Linked DNA regions of Homo sapiens: region 2 is linked to region 1. Evidence: chromatin loops called from intact Hi-C (ENCODE). Cell type or tissue: heart right ventricle. All regions are shown on one strand.

What was found. A loop is a pair of places that touch in the nucleus more often than their neighbours do. Peaks named below come from ENCODE experiments on the same cell type or tissue, not always from the same donor. Only the 100,000 strongest peaks of a DNase experiment are listed, where the experiment ranks them.
Region 2: it touches region 1 in a loop (5-fold over the local background); 4 of 110 quality-filtered maps call a loop at or near these places.

What each region holds. Positions count from the first base shown.
Region 1 is chr4:151,685,180-151,690,179 of GRCh38, forward strand. GATB (glutamyl-tRNA amidotransferase subunit B) reads right to left here. Exons shown (of 13, transcript NM_004564.3): 10 at 3,451-3,584. Among named protein-coding and RNA genes, the nearest start is that of GATB, 73 kb to the right of the region's middle. RefSeq lists enhancers at 2,283-2,783, 2,784-3,284. In heart right ventricle, no CTCF peak of the experiment used is centred here; no DNase peak of the experiment used is centred here; H3K4me3 peaks cover 648 bases; H3K27ac peaks cover 4,631 bases.
Region 2 is chr4:152,036,888-152,041,887 of GRCh38, forward strand. No RefSeq gene overlaps it. Among named protein-coding and RNA genes, the nearest start is that of LINC02273, 61 kb to the right of the region's middle. RefSeq lists a silencer at 4,595-4,674. In heart right ventricle, no CTCF peak of the experiment used is centred here; a DNase peak (open chromatin) is centred at 2,354; H3K27ac peaks cover 4,923 bases.

The DNA.
Region 1 (5,000 bases):
AAACACCTCATCTTCTTGGAGCTTTCCTGGACTCTTCTGGCTGGTGTGAATCTCCCTCCTCTCTGTTCCCACTGCACTGTGTCTAGTTCTAACACTGGAAGCATCCCATTCTGCCTTGAATTAAAATTCTGATGCACAAGTTCTAGTCCTCCCCAGGAGGCTGACAGCACCTGTGGGGTAGAACCGGGTCCTGGTCATCCCCCACACACTGCAGAGTGGGGCTCTGCACCTGATGGGTTCATGGCTGAATCCCCCTGACGTTCCAGAGGCTCCCTATTCCGGCTCAGCTCTGGCTCTGCACACAGCCACACCTCTTGGCCTCTTTCCACCCTCTGCTCCTGCCAGCTACGCTCCTCTCCTTCCCAATCATTCCAGTTCTTTGCTGTTCCTGCACCTGGGCTCCAGGTAGGCACTGCCCTCTCCCTCACCAAATCCTGTTGAGCCTTGAAGACTCTGGTAGAGCTGTATCCCATCCATAAACTCTTCAGCACGGCTCCTGCCTCCACAGAACAGCCACACATTTTCAGCACCAACACCAGAATTTCTGAATGGAGAGGCCAAACCCGGGAGGACAGGGATGAAAGACCAAGAGGCGCGGTGGCTCACGCCTGTAATCCCAGCACTTTGGGAGGCCAAGGCGGGCTGATCACTTGAGATCAGGAGTTCGAGACCAGCCTGCCCAACATGGTGAAACCCTGTCTCTACTAAAAAGAAAATACAAAAATTAGCTGGGTGTGGTGGCGGGTGCTTGTAATCTCAGCTACTCAGGAGGCTGAGACTTGAGAATCACTTGAAACTGGGAGGTGGAGGTTGCAGTGGGCAGAGATTGTGCCACTGCACTCTAGCCTGGGTGACAGGGCGAGACTCTGTCTAAAAAACAAAACAAAACAAAAAAAAGACAAAGAGGCAGCAGATGCCACAAGAGTTCAGGAGGGTGGCAGGTGCTCTGGTATTCAGCACACCACCCTGGCAAAGAGAAGGTGGCTCACACCGAGGCCCACAACGTGCCGGGCACTGTGACTTTTTCCCTCAAAAGCTCTCTGAGGCACGTCCTGCCATTTTCATTTTACAGTGAGGAAACTGAGGGTCAGAGGGGGAACTCATTCAAGCTGAGCAGCCGAGTCGGGAAGGGAACTAACACCCGGGCCACACTAACACATGGATGTGTGCATCCATATCCAGTGGCTGAACATGGAGTTGACACCATCTAGAGTTAACTTATTTGGGCAAACAACTGTTGGGAGTTATTTGTCAATATCTGTCTGTCTTCACTCCCCGGGATGCTGCTGAGACAATGACACACCCACCCAGCCTGGGCTCCCCCTGCCCCGGGACCTTGCAAGGGCCCTGCCACCTGCCTATGTGCCCCCAGAGAACTCTCTTTCTGATGCCCCAAAGTGACACCTACTGCCCATTCTTTCCTTCTTGAAACTTGCCTCTCCCTTGGCTTCTGTGTCACCAGTCCCCGCCCCGCCCCCCCCCCACCCCCCAGTTTCCTGGTTTTCCTTCTACTTCTGTGCCATCGCGCCTGCATTTCCTTCTCTGTGCACGCTTCCCAGTTAAAGGCTAAAGAGCTTCAGGTTCGTTCCCCAGCCACCCTGGCACGCTGCACCCTCCCTGAAAGTTCTCATCTGTCCAACAGCTTCAAGTACAGATGCTGCTGAGTCCATGTTCCACTTACGTTGTGCTGTGTCCCTGGATTCCCCAAACTCTCATGCCCAGACTCACCTCAGATTTCTCCACGTGCTTTTCCCCATGCCTGGAACACTTTTCCCTGTCAGCCTTGGCCTGTCCCTGCTCATCCTCTCCTCAGGTCTTAGCTTAGCTGCTACCTTCTTCCCCTCTCAGAGCACCCCTGTCACTGACTGTAGCCACCAGCTTCAAGGCTGCCTGTGCTTTGATTCAGGGCTGGTGTCTGTCCCAGGAACTGCGCTTCTCATGCTGGGCACAGACCTTAGCACACAGCAGAGGCTAAGTGAACATGAGCTGAATAATGAACCAACGAGATAACTCTCAACTGCAAACCTCCCCAAGATCTTATCAGCTGCAGACTCATAGATCTTGCCTACTGGTTAGCCCCGTGGGGGTGATGTCTGTCCTGCAGGCAGCTCGAAGTCAGCACGTCTGAAATGGAATACGGCATCTTCCCTCACCCCCGGCCTATAAAGTTTATTCCTTTTCCTTTAGCTCCTCCTACATTGAAAAAGTCTGCCCTCTGTTTCACCTCTGCCCAAGCAAGAAATCTGGAAGTTCTGCCAATTGAGATAATTGCTCTCAACTTGGCCTAGCTCACTTCAACCCAGCCACTGCCACCTTGGCTCAGGCCTGGGGCATTTCTCATCCGCATTCCTGAAAGAGGTTCCCAAATGGAATTCCTGCTTCTAGTCTGCTCTCAGACGCTGAATATTTGTGTCCCACCCCAAATTCCTATATTGAAGCGCGATGGTTTTAGGGGATGGGGCCCTGGAGGAGTAATGAGGTCTAGAAGAGGTCACGAGGGTGTGGTCCCCATAGTGGGAATGGGGATCCTATAAGAAGAGATTGGAGGGCCTTCTCTCCCTCCCCCCTTCCTGTTTCACCCCTCAACTCCTGCCTGTCATGTGAGGACATCTGTGAGCCAGGCAGAGGGCTTCACCCAGGAATGCATCAGCTGGCACCCGGATCCTGGACCTTCCCCACCTCCAAAATCATGGGAAAGACATGTTGCTGAAGCCACCCAGTCTATGGAATATAGTGGCCTGAGTTGAGTGAGACACACTGCATTTCCGCAGTGTGAAACTGGCATGAGCTTGTAGTCTATGGCTGTCAAGAGCTGGTGATAAAGGCAGACACAGTTCTCCAGGTGGCCCTTGGTCATCTCCGCGGCTCTGTCCCCACCATTCCCACCTGCCTGCCTCCGGCCCCTGCAGCTTCTGGCGTTCCTGAGCCTGCTGTGCTGCTGCTCTCTGAGCTTCGCACTCTGCTTTGTCTGCGTGATCTGTCCCTCCCACTGCAGAGCGACTCTCCCCTAATGCTTCAGGGCATGGCTCAAACGTCCCCTCCCGAGGGGAGCCCTGGTTGGTTCCCCAGCCTCTGTTCAACTCCCCTTTTTGTGCATTCCCAGCACCCCGTGCATGCTTCTGGCATGACAGGATCACCCTGGGGTGGCTGTTTCCTTACAGATCTGTATCCTCCACAAGTTTGTAAATGTCTGTCTCATTCATCTTTGTGCCCCCAGCCTCTGACACAGTGCAGAGGACACAGTGCACAGTCACAGATTTGAAGGAATAAATACATTTTTACACGGGCTAGAGAACATATTTAGAATGTGGAGTCCACAGGGGATGTTTGTGTCATGTCAGGATATCCTGAGGGAGAACAGCAGGAGCAAAAAAATGGACCTGCCCTATTTCCAGCACTTCTGGACAGAGCTCATCACAAAGGAAGAAAGAAATCCCAGACCTCACTCACCTCTCACTGACAGCGAGGTTCTGTTGCTTTAAATAGCCCAGAAAAGTGTTGAGGACCCAACTAGTCACCTTTTTTGGCTCTGCCCTAGTTTCTTTTATCACATTTTGGAAGAACTCCAGTAGGCCGACTTCGTTCTGTTAAAAAAAAAAAAAGAAAATTACATAAAGCCTCCCCAAAAATGAAAGATCAGCATTCTGAAGGCAAATCTGAAACTGTCCCCTCTGCCTCCTCTGAGACAGCCACTTTTTCTTTGCTAAACCCTGAGATGTCACCAGAACATTCTGATCACTTTCAGCTAATGACAACTATTCTACTACTGTCACTGTGCATTTACATAGCATTTTCTCAAAAGGATAAACACATTTTAGAGAGCCCTGACTTTGCAGACCAGAGGGATGGTGAAATTCCACATCCCCCAAACCCACTTGCTTTCTCCGTGTCTGCTGTGTGTAACCTGCACTCTCCATCCCTGAGCTGTGAACTGGGCCTAAAATGTTTGGCCTGACTTTAATGCCCCTGTTCTTTCCAGGCCTGTCCTCTGCTGAAGTCCCAGTAATTGCTAGAAAAGAGGGTAAAAAACAAAGCAAAATCAAGAAAGAACAAACAGAATATTCTACCTCTGAAAAATCAAAAGTGGATCATACCTGTACTGATTCTCACATCATGACAAGAAATAGACAGGAATGGTTCTGAAATGTTTTCAAAGTGAGGGAGAACATGGGCACATGTGACCCACTTAGGCCACTTAATAACAGGTGGAGAGGGCAGCAGTGTCCCAGCCTTCTGAGCTGGGCCAGGTACAAGATGCCCTGCCTCTCATCGTTTCCTGGGGAAATGATCAGCTGGAGACTTGTTTCATCAAGACTGTACCACTTCTCCCCCTCTGAACTGTCAGCCCCACGAGTCAGGGCTGTGCCCTCCCTGTTCACGATATAGCTACAGCTAAGTCCATGCTGGGCCATGGCAGCTGCTCAGTATTAGGTTGGTGCAAAAGTAACTGCAGTTTTGCCATCTTTCAATGGCAAGAACCGCAATTACTTTTGCACCAACCTAATATCAGCAGACGGAATTGGTGTCTCCCGTCAGCATGTATGTGTGTTGGAAATCACACATGAGGCGCGCATTCTTATCATACCATGTTCACCTTTAAATACTGCAACTGCCACAACTATGCATACGACCAGCCCTGAGGCACTTACCAGGTTCTATACTACAGCTTGCTGCCAGCTCAGATAGTTTTGACACAATCAAGAAATTTAGGTAAGTCCACCCCTACTATTTCAATAAGAAAAATAAAAACTGTGCTGCTCAGAAAGGGAAGGCTGAAATTTCCAAATTCAGAGGATATACGTTTTAAGTAGCAGATTTCCTTTACCCATGGAAATTCAAATCAAACAAACTTTTCTTGAAATATTCCTTTTAAGTTCACACTGCACCTAAGGCTTCTACCCCTGCTCCTTTCAGAGACCCTTCATTAACCAAAAGAATTTTCTGGAAAAAATGAGATACTGGAAAGAAGCAAGATATACTAACAAAAGTGCTCTCCAAGT
Region 2 (5,000 bases), 350 kb after region 1:
TCTCAGTTATCTTATGTCTGCTTGTTCCTTTCTCTTTCTTTCCTTCGATGCCAATTTTACTGGCTCTACACATTGACTGGTTAAGACAGTGTACCCTGAATTCAACCAGGACCACTTAATTTTAACAGAGGAAACAGAACTCAGTCTTTTCAGTGCAGGGAGTTGAGGCCCACCTTGATGGGTATTAGAATATACAAATATTTACATAATTCCTCTGGCAAACATATGAGCATGCAATCCTCACTATTAATGAACAACAGCAAAGGCATCACCTATTGGCCTCCTTTGAATCCATCTGGCTCACAGTGAAAGCTGATGGATTTAAAAATTCTTGAGGTCAGCCAGGCGTGGTGGCTCACGCCTGTAATCTCAGCACTTTGGGAGGCTGAGGCAGGTGGATCACCTGAGGTCAGGAGTTCAAGACCAGCCTGACCAACATGGTGAAACCCCATCTCTACTAAAAATACAAAAATTAGCTGGGTGTGGTGGTGGACGCCTGTAATCCCAGCTACTTGGGAGGCTGAGGCAGGAGAATCGCTTGAACTTGGGAGGTGGAGTTTGTAGTAGGCTGAGATTGTGCCACTGCATTCCAGCCTAGACAACAGAGTGAGACTCCATTTCAAAAAAAAAAAAAAAAATCTTGAGGTCAGATGCTATATTAAAAAAGAACTTTGCTACCACATCCTTACCTCATGCCTTGCACAGGCCTGAAACTTGAGATATGTACATTGAATGAATGCTGAGTTAGCATGTTTACATTTGAACACAAGTTCTATTAAAAATGAGTGCCCACCCTAAGTAACTAAGAGCAAGTTGACCACAGGCTAATACAACTTATTTTACTTGGAGGCAAGCTTGAGTATGGAGAAGAGTGGAAGAGGCACGGATTGGTTTTTATGAGGTGGTCATTTTAAGGTTTACTGAATTGCAACAAATATGTTGGTCATGTTTCAGGCCTACAGACATTTGGCACTCAGTCTAGTTCCCCTTCTTCCTTCGGGCAAGTTTCTGAACTCTTTGGGAATGAAAACCTGCCTAAGGGCTTGAGTTGGTGCTGTGAGTCCCAGTCGGGCTAAAAGGACTGGCTCTGAAATTTAGGTTAAAATCTTGACCCCATCACCAGCTAGCTCTATGGCTTTGGGCAAGGGGCTCAGGTTGGCACATTTTTCTCAGCACAGAAATAATATTACCACTACCACAGGATTATTTAGTGAATAGCCCCTGTAAGTGAATCCTGTAAGGTATTCAGCATAGTCCTTGGCACTTAAGAAGTGCTTAGTGACTGTGAGCCACTTCTTCCATCGCCTCTGTGTATTGAACTGGACTTTTCATCCTGGCCCCTCACTAAGATTTTAACTCATCTAGTAAAGGAAGCCTTCTGCCCTGGGTGCTGGGATTGGCACCATAAAGAATGGGTCTTGCCCTTGAGGAGCTGAGAGTTTATTTTCAGCATTTAAATATTTAGACTCACAAGACGTTGAGCAAGTGATTTCACCTCTCTGTGCCTGAGTGTGTGGAAGGTGAACAGTAAGCAACCTTCCAACCCAATGTGTCCATGAGTCTTAATGTTGGCTGGAACTCAGCTACAGACAGAAGGAAAGAATGATTAGTCACTATGCTGGTAAACATAGCAAGGTTATCTCCTTTTATTAATAGACTAGGCTACGCAAGTCACAAAAATAGGGTAGCTTCAAAACTTAAATTCTTGGAATTTTAGTTTCTGTTGCATCTGATGAAACGTGAAAAGGGACTTGTGTTGTGTATGGACTTTGTAAAATGATCTTCTATCTCTTGGTGCAAATCAATTACTTATTAGTTTTTATTGCCAAGGAAAGGAAAATATATTACCATTCATTTTAGTCTTTTTCTTATCGATTCTGTGAGCACAGTGATAGTTGTTTAAAGAAAAATGATTACATTTATTTGTTCACTACAAAAGACCTATACCACATTATAGAAAATTCAAAAAGGGAAAAATCAGAAGAAAAAAGAGCTTTCCACACTAGTCAGCAACTGTTGGTGTTTAAGTGTTCTTTCATTTTTCTTCTGAATATTTTTGCATCGAGTATTGCATTTTCACTAAACACTAAGTAATAAACATTTACCATATTCGTACATGGATTTTATAATGATTTTGAATTGTAGAATAATATTCCCATGAGGGACATCTGGTTCCTTTGACCATTTTCCTACTCTTGTCTTGTTAGAAGGCAGCAGAGCAGGGTTTCCATGGGATGTGGTACCAGGGCTGGGTTGAGACGTGGCTCTCTCATTTCCTAGCAGTGTGACCTCGGTTAGGCCACTGAATCTCTCCAGGCCTAGATGTCCTCATCTAGGAAAATACAGGCTATATTAGTTCCAATCTCGTCAGGTCATTGTGAAGACTACATGAGATCATGTACGTAGAAAGCTCACGAGTATCTGGAACGTCGTCGAGTTTGCTGATGTTAGTGGCTGCTGCTACGTAGCCTACATTCCAATCTGACGACTGGTTTGATTTTTATAAACATCCTCCAAGAAAATGCACGTGGAATACCAGGCCATGTCATTTCATCTCTCATGTCACTTTATCTTTTGAGATCCTCATTTGCAAAGTGAGATGGTCAGACTATACAGTGTGACCCCAAAGGCCCCCTTCCACCTCCAACGACGGTGATTCTTGGCTTATGCTAAAAGCAGCTATAACCACTGCAGGGAAATGACCTATGGAAACCACAGCCTTGCCCATGAAGAAGGAAACCTGCAAGGGCCTGAGGGCTTGTGCACATCAGTTTATCTTTTAGTCCAGATAAACATTTGACATTTGTTCCGACACCTTCCTTCCAAGGGCTTCTCACAGTTCAGTCTGTGTGCTTCTCAGATCTCCATTTTTCAAATGGGTTCAGCAGCCGGTGCGCTCATCCAAAGTTTTATTTATCCATTCCACATTTCTAATGTCGCTTCGCTGCTGTGATCATTTTCCTATGTGGTCATTTAAGGAAGATAAATTGAACTGCAAATCTCAGTAGAATAGGCATTGCTCTTAGTCATTCCCCAAGGGACAGAGAAGATTTTTCTCACTCTTAGCACCACCTGCTTGTGCTCTCCCTATAATCTCCCAAGAGGAGTTTTTAATTAAAAAAAAATTATTTGGACAGCAGAGTAGTTGGGTGAGTTGCCTCCCTGGTCCATGCACTGTTACCCCTAACATTCAGACTTCTCAGATCCCAAAACCAGGTGCTGAAAGGGACTGAACTAATCTCACCTTAGGATCAGAGGTGCCCCTGCCAAGAAGCAGATGTCATTAGCATAGAACTGACAGCCACAAAAGCTTCCCACCCACCACCTCTGGCCTTCTGTTCCCAGAAAATTTCAGTGGCGTCAGCTTTCCCATCCAGAGAGCCTCTCCAGTGGGCACATTAGACAGGAAACATTAGGATGGAGAAGAAGCCTGGCACACAGGGACATCCACTGGGATGCAGAATACAGCGTGAGTTTTTGTTTCTTTGGTGTTTTCGGCTTTTTTTTTTTTTTTTTTTCCAAATGGAGTCTCGTTCTGTTGCCCAGGCCGGAGTGTAGTGGTGTGATCTCGGCTCACTGCAGCTGCAGCCTTTGCCTCCGGGGCTCAAGCGATTCTTTTGCCTCAGCCTCCTGAGTAACTGGGATTACAGGTGCCCACCACCACACTTGGCTAATTTTTGAATTTTTAGTAGAGACAGGGTTTCTCCATGTTGGCCAGGCTGGTTTCAAACCTCTGGCCTCAAGTGATCTGCCTCCCAAAGTGATGGGATTACAGGCATGAGCCACCGCACCCAGTCCAGCATGAGTATTAAGGTTAAGTATGTGGGCTCTGGATCCAGGCTGCCTAGATTTGAATCCTTGCACTGTTTATTCTGCGTGACCTTAGGTAGGTTATTTAACCTCTCTGTGCCTCCATTTCCAAAATGAGAATAATATTAATAGAAGAGCTTTTCATAAGGCATGTGAGGATTACATGAGTTAGCACATGTAAAAAAACATAAAACATGCCTGGCATATCCCAAAGGTGTGGTAAACAGGAGCTCACACCATGAGTGATTGAGGACTATGTGCTCAATGAGTGAATCCCATCCTTTCTGTAAGGGGCAGTCAGTAGTAGTAGGAAGAGTGTGGGTTTTAAGGAAAGACCTGAGTTTGCATATCACCTCCAGTTTGTGTTTAACTTTAAATAAATTCTAGACTTCCCATACCCTCAGTGTCCTCATCTGTTAAATGGGAACACTTTCTCTACCTTCGAGGCTGACTGTGAGGACTAAATGGAAGTATGTATTTTAAAGGCTCAACACAGTGCCTAGCACATAATCAGCTTCTGAACATGTGAGCTCCTGACACAGCCCAGCTCAAAACAGGAGCCAGGGTCTCCCCAGGGTTTTTAGAGGCAAGCACTGTTTCATTTATTCCTAGTGTTTGCTTTATTGCTGCCAACCTAGTCTTCACAGTTCCTGGGGTTTGGGTCATCAAAGCCATTTTAAAAGTCTCTATTTTCCTCCAGCGTCTCCCTCCTGGTGGAGAGATGCCTGCCACCTGCTCGGGTAGCCTGTGTGTTTTTGGGTCACACTGCAGGTTTCCAGTGCCTTGGTTGCTTTGCTCTTTTACAAACCAACCACCAAGAGCCCTTTCACTTCCCCACCGCCCCCACCCACCAGCTACAGTCCATCTTACCTTTACTACTGAGACAAAATTGGTCCTCTTAAAATCATCAGGGGCCTGTTCTCTGTCTTCCTCTGTTTGCCTCTGTGGAGGGCTGGACACTGCGGAGCAATCCTTCTTTCCTTTCCTGGAACTGTTTTCGGCAGTAGCTTCTCTTTTTACTGCTACTTTGTTGCCTCCTCTTTTTCCAGGATCTGGCCGTCTCCCCCACCCTAAAATCCCCTCCCTGCATGCCCTATCCCACTCCTACCTCCCCAGGCCAGACTTCAGGGCAAGCTAAAGTCCCATCATCCTCACAAAGACTTCCAGAACTCTCGAGGTTCCAGAGAGCA